3 separate regions of the Homo sapiens genome follow, and all the other regions are linked to region 1. A link is a contact called in ENCODE Hi-C or POLR2A ChIA-PET data. All regions are on one chromosome and are shown on one strand. The core of a region is the stretch at or near the end of the contact, and the rest is flanking DNA. Distances in the headings are between cores, read along the strand shown.

What was found. Hi-C counts contacts between places; a loop is a spot of excess contacts on that map. ChIA-PET counts read pairs that join two places held with the same protein, here RNA polymerase II (POLR2A). Pooled maps may share reads with other maps.
Region 2: a loop to region 1 is called in a map of PC-3, with 2.1 times the contacts of the local background. The contact joins the enhancer-like site here to the promoter of NMD3 in region 1. A Hi-C loop is called at or near these places in 7 of 168 maps with a recorded cell type or tissue (HepG2, IMR-90, MCF 10A and 4 more), 2 of 37 single-sample maps with no recorded cell type and 10 of 50 pooled maps. POLR2A ChIA-PET finds 5 or more read pairs at or near these places in 9 of 52 experiments (AG04450, H1, HEK293 and 6 more).
Region 3: a pooled map shows a loop between it and region 1 (2.8-fold over the local background). The contact joins the enhancer-like site here to the promoter of NMD3 in region 1. A Hi-C loop is called at or near these places in 1 of 168 maps with a recorded cell type or tissue (MCF 10A) and 4 of 50 pooled maps. POLR2A ChIA-PET finds 5 or more read pairs at or near these places in 3 of 52 experiments (OCI-LY7, WTC11 and activated CD4-positive, alpha-beta T cell).

What each region holds. Positions count from the first base shown.
Region 1 is chr3:161,219,831-161,223,824 of GRCh38, reverse strand. It overlaps NMD3 (NMD3 ribosome export adaptor), which reads right to left and starts at 2,514. Exons shown (of 16, transcript NM_015938.5): 1 at 2,416-2,514; 2 at 1,768-1,831. The coding sequence starts at 1,811. It also overlaps the pseudogene SRP14P5. RefSeq lists a silencer at 2,152-2,351 and enhancers at 2,271-2,772, 2,832-2,941.
Region 2 is chr3:161,260,287-161,264,898 of GRCh38, reverse strand. LOC105374187 (a long non-coding RNA gene) reads right to left here. Exons shown (of 2, transcript XR_007096151.1): 1 at 1-4,612. Among named protein-coding and RNA genes, the nearest start is that of NMD3, 41 kb to the right of the region's middle. Within about 2 kb of position 1,663, at least 3 of the 41 ENCODE cell types and tissues checked have a DNase peak (open chromatin) inside an H3K27ac peak, as active enhancers do; they include IMR-90 and PC-3, where a contact is called at or near this core.
Region 3 is chr3:161,169,879-161,174,250 of GRCh38, reverse strand. All of the region lies in intron 1 of LOC124906300 (a long non-coding RNA gene), which reads right to left. It overlaps LOC105374186 (a long non-coding RNA gene), which reads left to right. Exons shown (of 5, transcript XR_007096149.1): 5 at 683-763. Among named protein-coding and RNA genes, the nearest start is that of NMD3, 49 kb to the left of the region's middle. Within about 2 kb of position 2,955, at least 4 of the 41 ENCODE cell types and tissues checked have a DNase peak (open chromatin) inside an H3K27ac peak, as active enhancers do.

The DNA of each region.
Region 1 (3,994 bases), core at 1,265-3,764:
AATTAACAAGGCAATAGTGTGTCAATGGCAAAAACCAAAAAGAAAATCCTGTATCAAGAATATGTAAGATCAGTTTGTCTCTTTTTAATTCAACCACCTCATCTCTAAATACTAAGTCTTCAAAAATCTATTTATTCAGGGCATACAGAGGACCATAGCTTAGGTGAACAGTATGGTGTCACTACATTAAAAGACTACAGCTGTCTACTTATCTCTAATGAACATTTCTTCAAGTATATCTCTGGACTACACCAATAGAAACTAATATCTAAATCATTTCTAACAGAATCAGACGCCAATATACTCCAAAGGCAATTAAAAAAAAAAAGCATAAGGACTGCTGAAATATAAACATTTACCCATAGCAGAATTTTTTTTTTAACAGTATAGGAAGTCTATCAACATCTAGAGACTCAGTATAAATGACGGAACTATCATAATTCGAGATGTACTGGGGGCAGAAAAAGTCTGAGAACCCCTAATGTAGAACAACATTGTCCAAAATAAAAGTTCAATAATCTTCCATGTCCAATGGTAGCCACTAGCCACATGTGGCAACATGGCTAGTACAAACGAGCAACCAAGTATTTAATTTTATTCCATTTAAATTAATTTAGGAAACTTCCAACTTAAACTGCTTGGGGTTTATGTTGACAGAGTGGAGCCAGCGGTACCACCTGGAAAGAAAGCAGTTCCTGACAGAGCTAACCAGGCTCTTCCAGAAGTGCTGGTTGTCCGGAGGGAAGTATAATGGTCAAACAACCCATTCCAAGAAAGGGTTCTGTGAAGGGCTTTGAGCCCTTAGACAAGTGTCTGTTAAAAGCTACTGATAGAACAAGGAAGATCAGCACTATGCTGAGCTCCAAAGACATTTTCAGATGGCTTATTCAAACCCACTGAGCTAACTGATGGACAAGGGAAGAGTAAAGCATCACAGGGAAGGGGGCCAAATTTCCTGCTTTCACTAACCACTGAATTCCTATTTTTCCTTTGGTTTTTACTTTTGGCCACAAAGCTAGTTTCTCCATAGTTACTGTTTTCCTGTGAGATTAGGGTCATTCTAGACAGAAGGACTACAATGTTTACAGGGTAGTTGTGGTAAGAAGCCAATTTATTTTAGATTTAGCTAATTGGTCTGTGCTGAACGATTCCAGGATTATCGTTTAAAAGTCTCTGTAGTAATCTCTTTGAAGAGCACTGTATCATTAAACCTATTTAACAGCAAAAAAAAAAAAGTTAATTTGAACTTAAATGCAAGAAATTAAAAATTGATAACTAAGATTTAAGATGTTCAAAATTTAAAAATTACTACATTATAATCTCCAATAAAAATCAGGAAGTCATCCGAGCTACTCGGGAGGCTGAGGCAGGGAATTGCTTGAACCCGGGAGGTGGAGGTTGCAGTGAGCCGAGATCACACTACTGCACTCCAGCCTGGGCAACAGAGCGAGATTCCGTCTCAAAAAAAAAAAGTAAGTAAAAAGTAAATTTAAATAGCCACACGTAGCTAATGGCTACATATTGGACAGTGCCGATCTAAAAGGATGTATGGTAAATATTTTAACCCTCTTAGAGCTTATATTTACTAGAACAAGCTTTATAACCAGAAACTAATTCGATTTTCTACAGAAATAAGACTTCTATTTTTTCCCATTTATGACAATATACGCTCTTTCCCACCCACCCTCAAGCGTTCTCCATAGTGAGTTTCCCGGGCTCACTGAAGATTTTCACATTTAAGGGGGAAGGAAGAAGTGTCGCACTCACATGTGTCCAGGGCTGCGGTCGGTGGATTCTGCCATATACTCCATCGTTCTGTATGCCTTAAGTTCTTTTAAAAAAAAAAAAAAAAAAAAAAAAAAAAAAGAGAATGTTGGGATTTAAATCACTTTACCTAGTCTCCTCTTTTTACGTCTTCCTCCAGTCTCTCTGAATAATTAATATATTCACAGAACTTCGAAAAAGCAGGAAAGAAGGAAACCCAACTCCACTGGGTAAGTTCGTTAAAAAGAACTTTAAGATGAGGACCATGGGATTTCCTGAGCTTCCCAGCTGCAAGACCCTCGGGCCACCCAGCTCTGCCGCTGACCTCCATCTCACCTGGGCTCCAACCCTGGACGACCAAGGGCGAGGTCAGCTCGGGATTGTGGACGCCCGGGCCCTCCCGCTCTCCACCAGCCCAGGGACCGCACCGGACCACCGCGCCTCAGACCCACGCCACAGGAGTCTCCGGACGGCGTCCCGGCGCCCGAGGGCCACCCACGCCGACCCCCAACCCCGGGGCGCGACCGCACACGGGTTCCGGGCACGCGGCGCTCACGCAGACTGAGCACGGCCCCGAGGCCGGGGAGCCCGCCCCATCCGCTACTCAGGGGCCCGCGGCCGACAGCCCAGGTCTCGGACTCCGGAACCTACTTCGCGCCTCCAGACCAGCCCTGGATTTGCTGAAAACCCGCAACAAAATAGACCCCGGCTGTCCCGTCAGCTGCCAACCTGGCTGTCTCCGCCACAGAGAAGATCTCGCGAGCGAAATGCTCGAAATCCCGCGGCCCGAGTGACGTATTAAAAGGGACGGGGTGGGGACGAGGAAAGGGGCGGCACCGACGGGCGGAAGGGTGATGGGAGCGGCCTGGTGGCTGGGAAAGCTCGCGGAGAGAAGTCCCAGGGGCTCATTTGCCGTCAGTGACTGCTTTTCAGTTATCGTCTCGATTTTCCCAGGCCAGGGTTTACTCCAAACCAACCTCGCCCGTATATTAGTCTCTTTTCAGCTATCCCGACTGTGAGCTTGCTTCTTGATTAAATGATTATTTTATATAAAAGTTATCTGTAAACGGTACCTTATGCAAAGAAACTCCATCCAGGGCAGTGCCTTTTGTCTGTTTGGTTCACCGTCATATACAGGCCTGATGCCTGCCACATGCTAACTGCTCAAATGATTATTTGTTGAAAGAATGAAATGTAAAGCATAATTATCTGTGAAGAAGTCTATGCGATTTTTAGACAAATTATTAATTATGTGCTTCCGGATAGTGCATTTAATATCTTCTTATGACTGATTTATCCCTCAAACTTGGAGCAGCACAGACCGTGTCTAATCTGTCTCATGACAGCCTTTCAAATATTTGAAGAGTACAACCATTTTTTTTTCTAAATCCTCTCATCCCAAATTTCAAGGAATAAGCAAAGGCGTTTTGTAGAGGGTGATCAGAGACAGCCTCTCATCATTTCTTGCCCAGAATACTTAAGTAGCCTCTCGTCTGTTGTCTCTACTTGTAGACTTCAATTCATCCTTCTGAAATGCAGTTCTGATTTTGTCACACTCCCCTGCTTTTAATCCTTCAGTGGCCTCTGATTACCTTCAGCATTATTTCCAGTTTCTTTGTGTGGAAAGAAGACCTTTCAGGATCTGATCTCCACATATCCTGTCCTACTCCCAAGCACACGTACTCGCAAGCCATGAAGACCAACTGGCAGGTCCTCACAGAAAATAGTCTTCCTTTGCTTCTACCCGGGACTCGGCACTAAAGATTAAGCCTGAATTAGTTTCCTAGTGCTGCTCTAACAAATTATCACTGATTTAGTTGGCTTAGAAAACACAAATTTGTTCTCTTCCAGTTCTGGAAGCTACAGGTCTAAATAGATGGTGAGGGCTGACTCTGGAGGCTCCAGGAGAAAATCCATTCCCTGGCCCTTTCCAACTTCTACACGCTGCCCACATTCCTTGGCTTGTGGTCCCACATCATTTTGCAGTCAGAGTCTCCTTTTCTCACCCCCACCCCCCCGCACCCCTCTTACAAGGACACTTGTGATTTCACTGGGCCCAACCAAATAATCCAGAATAATCTCTCCATCTCAAGAAATTTAATCACATCTGTAAAGTTCGTTTGCCATGTTAGGTAATATATTCACAGATTTCAGGGAATAGGACATCTTTGCAGAGCCATTATCCTGTCCACCATACATCCTCTCTTTTCTGACTCCTTCGGTCCCTAAG
Region 2 (4,612 bases), core at 414-2,913, 42 kb before region 1:
TCAGCCCATTAGCATTATTCTGGTCCAAATCCATAAACACAGGAAAACTACCAGACATATTTTCTAGTTCTTGAATATCTCCCAATAGTTTTTCTTCTCTGTATAGGTCATTTGTAGTTGTCTGTCCACAGGATTATTTATAAATAACATATGTGACATTATACACAATAAAATTCTCTGGAGGAAGAAAATAATTTACTGTGTGTTAAAACTGAACAGTCTGTGCTAATACTACAATATCAGACTTCTGTGGTTGACTAATTAGCACTGAGAGGTGAAGCCAGCTGGACTTCCTGGGTCCAGTGGGGACTTGGAGAACTTTTCTGTCTTACAAGAGGATTGTAAAACGCACCAATCAGCGCTCTGTAGCTAGGATTGTAAAACGCACCAGTCAGTGCTCTGTAGCTAGCAAGAGGTTTGTAAAATGCACCAATCAACGCTCTGTAAAATGGACCAATCAGCACTCTGGAAAATGGACCAATCAGCAAGATTCTAAAAGTAACCAATCGCAAGGAGGATTGAGAAAAGGGCATTCTGATAGGACAGAAACAGGACATAGGAGGGGACAAATATGGGAATAAAAGCTGGCCATCTCAGCCAGCAGCCAGAACCCACTCAGGTCCTCTTCCAGGCTGTAGAAGGTTTATTCTTTTGCTCTTCACAATAAATCTTGCTCACTCTTTGGGTCTGTGCCATCTTTAAGAGCCGTAACACTCACTGTGAAGGTCCATGGCTCCATTCTTGAAGTCAGCGAGACCATGAACCCACCAGAAGGAAACAACTCCAGACACAGCACTACTCATAAAATTTAACAATGTATAGGATTAGATGCACATTTGGCTTCTACAAACAAAATAAAGTCTTGACCAATATGGACAACTCTCTCTATAAGTTCTATTTACCACCTCTCCAAAGCCTTAAAAATCTGCTTGACTTCTTGCTTCATGAGTGGACTCTCAAAGAGTTATTTAAAGCAAAGCAATACCCACCCAAAAAGACCACTCATTTTTCAAAATTGTAGCTCAAATCAGATTGTACTACTAACTACATACTTGAGGACCTATGCATTGTGCTATATTTGTGCTGCCCTAAGGAAATATATAGCCTAGTTGGAGAGAAAGACATACATATAAAAATGTTAATGATAATAACTCAGGAGGTTTATAAAACTAACCACGTAGAACAGATTGTAACTGCTACAGAAGTTCATCTAACAGATCACTACAGACTGGGCTTCACCTAAAGTGAGCCTAGAAAACATTAAAAGAGAAAACATACCAAACATCAAGAACAGTAAGACTGTAAAAGAGGCAATCTCATAAACTGCATTACATGGTAGGTACGACCTTTCTAAAAAGGATTTTTCTATGTACTGAGATTCTTATATGCTCTTTGACACAGTAAATTCATCCTTACATATATATTCTCAGAAAATAATGAGAAATGAAACAAATTTTTATGGGAAAAAAGAAAAAGAAAAAACCTAGAAATGCCCAGCCACAAAAATTGTTAATTCAGTGTTCGTATGTCACAATATTAACTGTCTAATGTCACAACAATGCTCTGTATCAACCACAAATCCTCAGGGGCATACAAGTTTATTGCTCATGTGTCTGGGATGAGTTGGGGTTTGGCTAGGCAGCTCTACTGATTTTAGCTGTGCTTGCTTACATGTCTGAGGGTTAGCTGGCTTCAGGTGCGGCAACCTGGGTTTGTTCTCCCTCACTTCCTCTAACAGATTTAACTAAACATGTGCTCACAGCAATGGCAGAGGCCCGAGAGGAAACATGCAATCTCTGAGGCTCAGGCTCAGAATTTACACCTCATTCTAATCTCCAAAGGTCAGAATAAAAGTAAAAGGGCACTACAAAGTGACATCAGAGAAAACAATCTAACAATGCATCTTAAAGAACTAGAAAAGCAAGACCAAACCAAATCAAAAATTAGTAGAAGAAATAATAAAGATCAGAGCAGATATAAATGAAATTGAAATAAAATACAAAAGATCAACAAATGGTTGGTTTTTCTGAAAAGATAAACAAAATTGGTGACCTTTTAGCCAGACTAAGAAAAAAAAAAGAAGACCCAAATAAATAAAATCAGAGGTGAAAAAGGAGACATTATAACCAATACTGTAGAAATTAGAAGGATCATTAGAGACTACAATGAACAAGTATGTGCCAATAAATGAGAAAACCTAGAAGAAATGGATATATTCCTAGACACATAAAACCTAGCAAGATTGAACCATGAAGAAATCCAAAATCTGAACAGACATATAAAAAATAACAAGATCAAAGCCAAAAAGTCTCCCAGCAAAGAAAAGCCTGGGACCTGATGGCTTCACTGCTGAATTCTAGCAAACATTTAAGGAAGAACTAATACCAATCCTACTCAAACTATTCTAAAAAATAAAGCAGGAGGGAATACTTCCAAACTGATCCTATGAGGCCATTATTACTCTGATGCCAAAACCAGACACACATAAAAAGAAAAAAAAAACTATAGGCCAGCATCACTGATAAATATTGATCTAAAAATCCTCAACAAAATACTAGCAAACAAAATTCAACAACATATTAAAAAGATCATTCATCACGACCAAATGGAATTTATCCCAGGGCTGCAAAAATAGTTCAACATATGCAAATCAATCAACGTGATACCCCATGTTAACAGAATGAAGGACAAAAACAAATGATCATTTCAACTGATGCTAAAACAAGCATTTGATAAAACTCAACATCTGTTCAGGATAAAAACCCTAAAAAAAATTGAGTATAGAAAGAACATGCCTCAACATAATAAAAACCATATATGATAGACTCACCACTAGTATCATGCTGAATGGGAAAAAACTGAAAGCCTTCCTTTCCTCTAGGATCTGAAACACAAGGATGCTCACTTTCACCACTGTTATTTGTCATAGCACTGGAAGTCCTAGCTGGAGCAATCAGGCAAGAGAAAGAAATAAAGGACATCCAAATTGGAAAGAAAGAAGTCAAATTATCATTGTTTGCCAATGATATGATATTTTAATCGGAAAAACCTAAAGACCACCAAAAAACTATTAGAACTAACTAACAAATTCACTAAAGTTGTAAGATAAAAAATCAACATATAAAAATCAGTAGCATTTCTATAAGCCAACAATAATCTGAAAAGGAAATCAATAATTTCATTTACAACAGCTACAAATAAAATTAAATACCTAGGAATTAAACAAAGTGAAAGATCTCTACAATGAAAACTATAAAAAGTTGATGTACTTTGTAAATTGAAGAGGACACAAAAAAATAGAAAGATATCCCATGTTCATTAATTAAAAGAATCAATATTGTTAAAATGTCTATACTACCCAAAGCAATTTACAGATTCAATGCAATCCCTATCAAAGTATCAATGACATTCTTCACAGAAATGGAAAAAAAAATCCTAAAATTTACATGAAACCACAAAAGACCCAGAATAGCCAAAGCTATCTGAAGCAAAAAGAAGAAAATTGGAGGAATCACATTACCTGCTTCAAATTATACCACAGAGCTATAGTAACCAAAACAGCATGGTACTGGCATAAAAATAGACACAGACCAATAAAACAGAAGAGAACCCAGAAATAAATCCATATATCCGCCATGAGCTCATTTTTGACAAAGATGCCAAGCACATACATTGGGGAAAGGACAGTTTCTTTCCCCAATGCTGGGAAAACTGGATTATCAATATGCAGAAGAATGAAATTAGACCCATCCTACCACATACAAAAATTAAAAAAATGAATTGAAGACTTAAATCTAAGACCTCAAACTATGAAACTAATAAGAGAAAACATGAGAGAATCTCTCCAGGAGATTGGTCTGAGCAAAGATTTCTTGAGTAATACCTCACAAGTACAGGCAACCAAAACAAAAATGGATAAATAAGATCACATAAAATTAAAAAGCTTCTGCACAGCAAAGAAAACAACGAAGTGAAGACAAAACCCACAGAATGGGAGAATATATTTGCAAACTATCCTTCTGGAATTAATAACCAGAATACATAAGGAGCTCAAACAACTCTATAGGAAAAAATCTAATAATCCAATCAAAGTATGGGCAAAGATTTGAATAGACATTTCTCAATATACATTTCATATACAAATGGCAAACAGGTGAAAAGGTGCTCAACATCACTGATTATCAGAGAAATGCAAATCAAAACTACAATCAGATACTATCTCACTCCAGTTAAAATAGCTTTTTTTCCAAAAGACAGGCAATAACAAATGCTGGCAAGGCTGTGGAGAAAAGGGAACCCTCGTACACTGCTGTTGGGAATGTAAATTAGTACAACCACTATGGTTCCTCAAAAAGTTAAAAACAGAGCTATCATTTGATCCCATAATACCACTGCTAGGTATATACCCAAAAGAAAGGAAATCAGTATATCGAAGGGATATCTGCATTCTCACGTTTACTGCAGCACTATTTACAACAGCCAAGATTTGGAAACAACCTAAGTGTCCATCAACAGATGAATGGATAGAGAAAATGTGGCACTTATACACAATGGAGTACTACTCAGCCATAAAAAGGATGAGATCCTGTCATTTGCAACAACATGGAGGAAG
Region 3 (4,372 bases), core at 1,706-4,205, 50 kb after region 1:
GCAGTGAGCTATGATCATGCCACTGCACCTGAGTAACCAGGTGAGACCTTGTCTCTGAAAAAAAAGAAAAATTCTAAGAAAAAATTTAAAAAGAATTCAGGAATTCAAGCAAAACAAGTCATTTATAAGAGAAAAAGTCAGGATGGCCTCAGACTTTGACATGAAAAACATCAATGACAGAAATGAATGGAGCACTATCCATCAAATGCTGAAAAAAAGAGGGATCCAAGAATATTATATGCCTGCAAGATATTATTCAGTCATAAAGTCAAGCAGCAGGCATTTTCAAAAACTAGAGAACTCATAAAATACAGCAATATTATTAATTGGATTATGTCTCCCCAAAATTTGTATGTTGAACTCCTAACCCGAAATGTGACTATATTTGGAGGTAGGGCCTTTATGGAGGTAATTAAGGTTAAATGAGGTCAAAAGGAGAGATTAATACAATAGAATAAATGTTCTTATAAGAAAAGGAAGAGACACCAGAACGTGTTCTCTCCACAGAGGCATAGAGGAAAGGCCATATGAGGACATAACAGGAAGGTGGCCATCTTCAAGCCGGAAGGAGAGCCCTCTCCAGAAACCCAACTCTATGGCATGTTGGTCTCGAGTTCTGGCCTCCAAAACAGAAAAGTAATTTTGTTAAACCACCCAATCTTTTTTTGTTTTTGTTTCTTAGATGGAGTCTCGCACTGTCACTGCAATGGCGCGACCTCGGCTCACTGCAACCTCTGCCTCCTGCATTCAAGCGATTCTCCCACGTTCAAGCAACTCTCCTGCCTCAGCCTCCCGAGTAGCTGGAATTAGAGGCACCCGCCATCAAGCCCAGGCAATTTTTGTATTTTTTGTAGAGAAAGGGTTTCACCATGTTGGTCAGCCTGGTCTTGAACTCCTAACCTCAGGTGATCCGCCCACCTATGGCTTCCCAGAGTGCTGGGATTACTGGTGTGAGCCACCGCGCCTGATGGCATTTTTAAAATAGCAGCTACAGCACACTAATAGAAGCACCTATGAGCTCTCTGTGAAAAGTTTAATTGATTATAAAACTCAGCCAGCCAAGAAATGAATCAAGATTTTAAAACTCATTTGTGGCAACATGGATGGAACTGGAGATTATTATAAGTGAAATAAGCCAGACACAGAAAGACAAATATTGCATGTTCTCACTCATATATGGGAGCTAAAAAAAGTTGATCTCATAAAAAAAAGTTGATCTCATAAAAAAAGTTGATCTCATATGATAGATGCTAGAGGCTGGGAAAAGTGGGTGGGTGGGAAGGGGAATGAAGAGAGGTGGGTTAATGGTTACAAACACACCAATAAAAAGTTTAAGTTCCATTGTCAACAGTAGAGTAGAGTGACTACAGTTAACAACAATATATTCTGTATTTCAAAGTAGCTGGAAGAGAGGACTTGAATTGTTCCCAACACATAGAAATGATAAATACTCAAAGTGATAGACATGTCAAATAAATACCCTGACTTGATCATTACACATTCTATATATATAACAAAATATCACATATTATCTTATTACCCTATAAATATGCAAAATATTATGTAGCAACTTTTAAACTTTTTTTTAAAGATTGGAAAACTCAGTATTGGAAAAGACATAGTTGAAGGGCAAGTAGTAAACAATGAATCTATGTAAATGTAAAATGAAGGATCAAAAGCTGGGGTAGTAAAAAAATATATAAACAAATACAATCAGGGAAAAGGGGTAGGACTTAGCAATGACAGCTGGCATTTATTTGGTGTTCATTACATTGTCGGTACTGTTGTGTTACAAGAAAAACCTGGGGTGGGAGGGGTGGGGTGGGGTGGGGTGGGGTGGTGGGAAATAGTTGAGAGACCAAAGAATGACTTGGACAAGTCCGGCTTGGTAAGCAGATGAGTTAATCAGGACTTACACACAGGGCATTCCTGGGCAGCAGCAGGACAACTACAAGATCTACCCCACTGCTCTTCTCTAAACTGCTTTTAAGTTAATTTTCTGGCTCTTTGTCCACTATTATGTTTCCAGCTATGCTCCAGGATGTTTGGGTTCTCAAGGACACCTGCCCTTCTGCTGAGCACCAAGACCTTGGCTCATTGCCTAGCCTTCAGGATTCAAGCAGTAGACATAAACCTTTAACTAACCTGGTGGGGTCCTGCCACACTACATTTCCATATAGTAACTCATTCAATTTCACAACAACTCTTTGGGGGTAGTTACTGTTTTATCCTCATTTTACAGAAGAGAAAATAGAGACATAAAAATAGGTAATTTGCTTGTAATAAATAGGTAGTACATTGCTTATGATAAATAGGTAGTACATTGAAGAGCAAAGCCTTAAATGAAGGTGTTAGAATCTACAGTCTTAGCAACTATACCAAGATGCTTTCCACTAGGGGGACCAACTGTACTGGTTTTAGTGCAAAAATTCCCAAATCCCAAGGTACTCCTCACTCCTAGGCAAACTGGGATTGTTGGTCACCCTACCTCCCAGTATTAATCCTATTATCTTTCATAGCAGCAAAGCATTCAATGCTAAAATTAAAATGTAATTTTAAAAAACAGTAATGAACATAATGACTCCAAATCCTTAATAGTTTTTATAATCTTTTGTGTTAACCTTAGGAGATCTAAGACACAATCTCTCTTAATGGTAAAGAAGCATTTACCCAAAGTAGACAAATTTTTTCATTTTTAAATTCTGTGTTTCAGAGGATTTATTTATTTATTTATTTATTAGTTTTTTCAAAATTATTGTCTTTTGTGATGAAAAGTGCTTCCCATGCATTGGAAGGGGAAGTTTTAGAAGCCAAAGCTCCCCAAATAGATTGTAGGCTCCGGTTAGAAGGACGTAGCTATCTGAGGAGAAGCAGCAGCAACAGTTTAGAGTGAGCTCACTGGCCTGGGGATGGGCCAGAACCAAGAGCTCACAGATCAGGAGGCACTGAGGACAGGAAAGATGAGTCAGAAGCTTGGCTGGGTGAGATTTCAGATTTGCCAACAGAGCAAGTCCCTCATCTCAACTATTGACCTCTGGAGGAAAGTAGTTGCCCCCTTTGTGTGTCTGGGGAAAAACAATTTATTCAAGAGTCACAAAGTAAGGAAGTGGCCAATACTGTGCTTGGACAGAGAAAAAGTCCTACTAATTGTGACCAAGCTTAAAAAGTTGTAGATGTTAAAAAAAATTAAATCAAATAACATTTGCATGGTCTCTAGTAATGTACCTTGAATATAGGAGATCCTCAAAAAATGTTAGCTCCTTCTCCTTCAGTGGCATGGTAGGCCCCTTGGTGTTTGTAACAGTGCTTTGCAATTGGTAACGGCTCACTAAGAACATATTCCATGACTGTGAATGGGGCTGATGGTCATGACCAGATCATCCAGGAGATGACAATTGTACAAAACAATTTCCAGATTTATAGGACTGTCTTTCTCTATATCATAATCCCCTTTCAGCATCCCTTGAGTCCAATTTCTGTCTTCACCATCTTCTAGAGAACTGGGACCCTATTGTTTTATGGAATTTTCCAAACAGTAGTCCATGGGGCCTCTTCTTTTAATAGCATTTCAATGCTAGATTTCAGATTTGTTTCTCTTACACTGGACCCACACAGCACCTCTTTTTGCACACCAACTCTATCCCTAAGTGGACTGTTCCTCATCCTGCTCTGAGGGACCAGCCGTGTCACCCCATCACACACAGCTTGGACCTAGCAGAGGAATCCATCCTAACTATTGGACTGTGGGCTAGCAGCCCTCCAGAGCTGACAGAAAGCATTTTTTTAAAAACTAAAAATAACCAACTTGACCCAGCAATCCCATTACTGGGTATACACCCAAAGGAATATAAATCATTCTATTATAAAGATACATGCACATGTATGTTTATTGCAGCACTATTCACAATAGCAAAGGCAAAGACATGGAACCAACCCAAATGCCTATCAATGATAGACTGGATAAATAAAATGTGGTACATATACACCATAGAATACTATGGAGCCGTAAAAAGGAATGGGATCATATCCTTTGCAGAGACATGAAGCTGGAAGCCATCATCCTCAGCAAACTAACACAGGAACAGAAAACCAAATACTGCATGTTCTCACTCATAAGTGGGAGCTGAACAATGAGATCACATGGACACAGGGAGGGGAACAACACATACCAGGGCTTGTTGGTGGGGTGAGGGGAGGGAGAGCGTCAGAATGCATGTAGGGCTTAATACCTAGGTGACAGGTTGATAGGTGCAGCAAACCACCATAGTACATGCTCACCTATGTAACAAACCTGCATGTTCTGCCACATGTATCCCGGAACTTAAAGTAAAATAAAAATTTTTAAAAATAACAAACTTAACACTTCCCCATC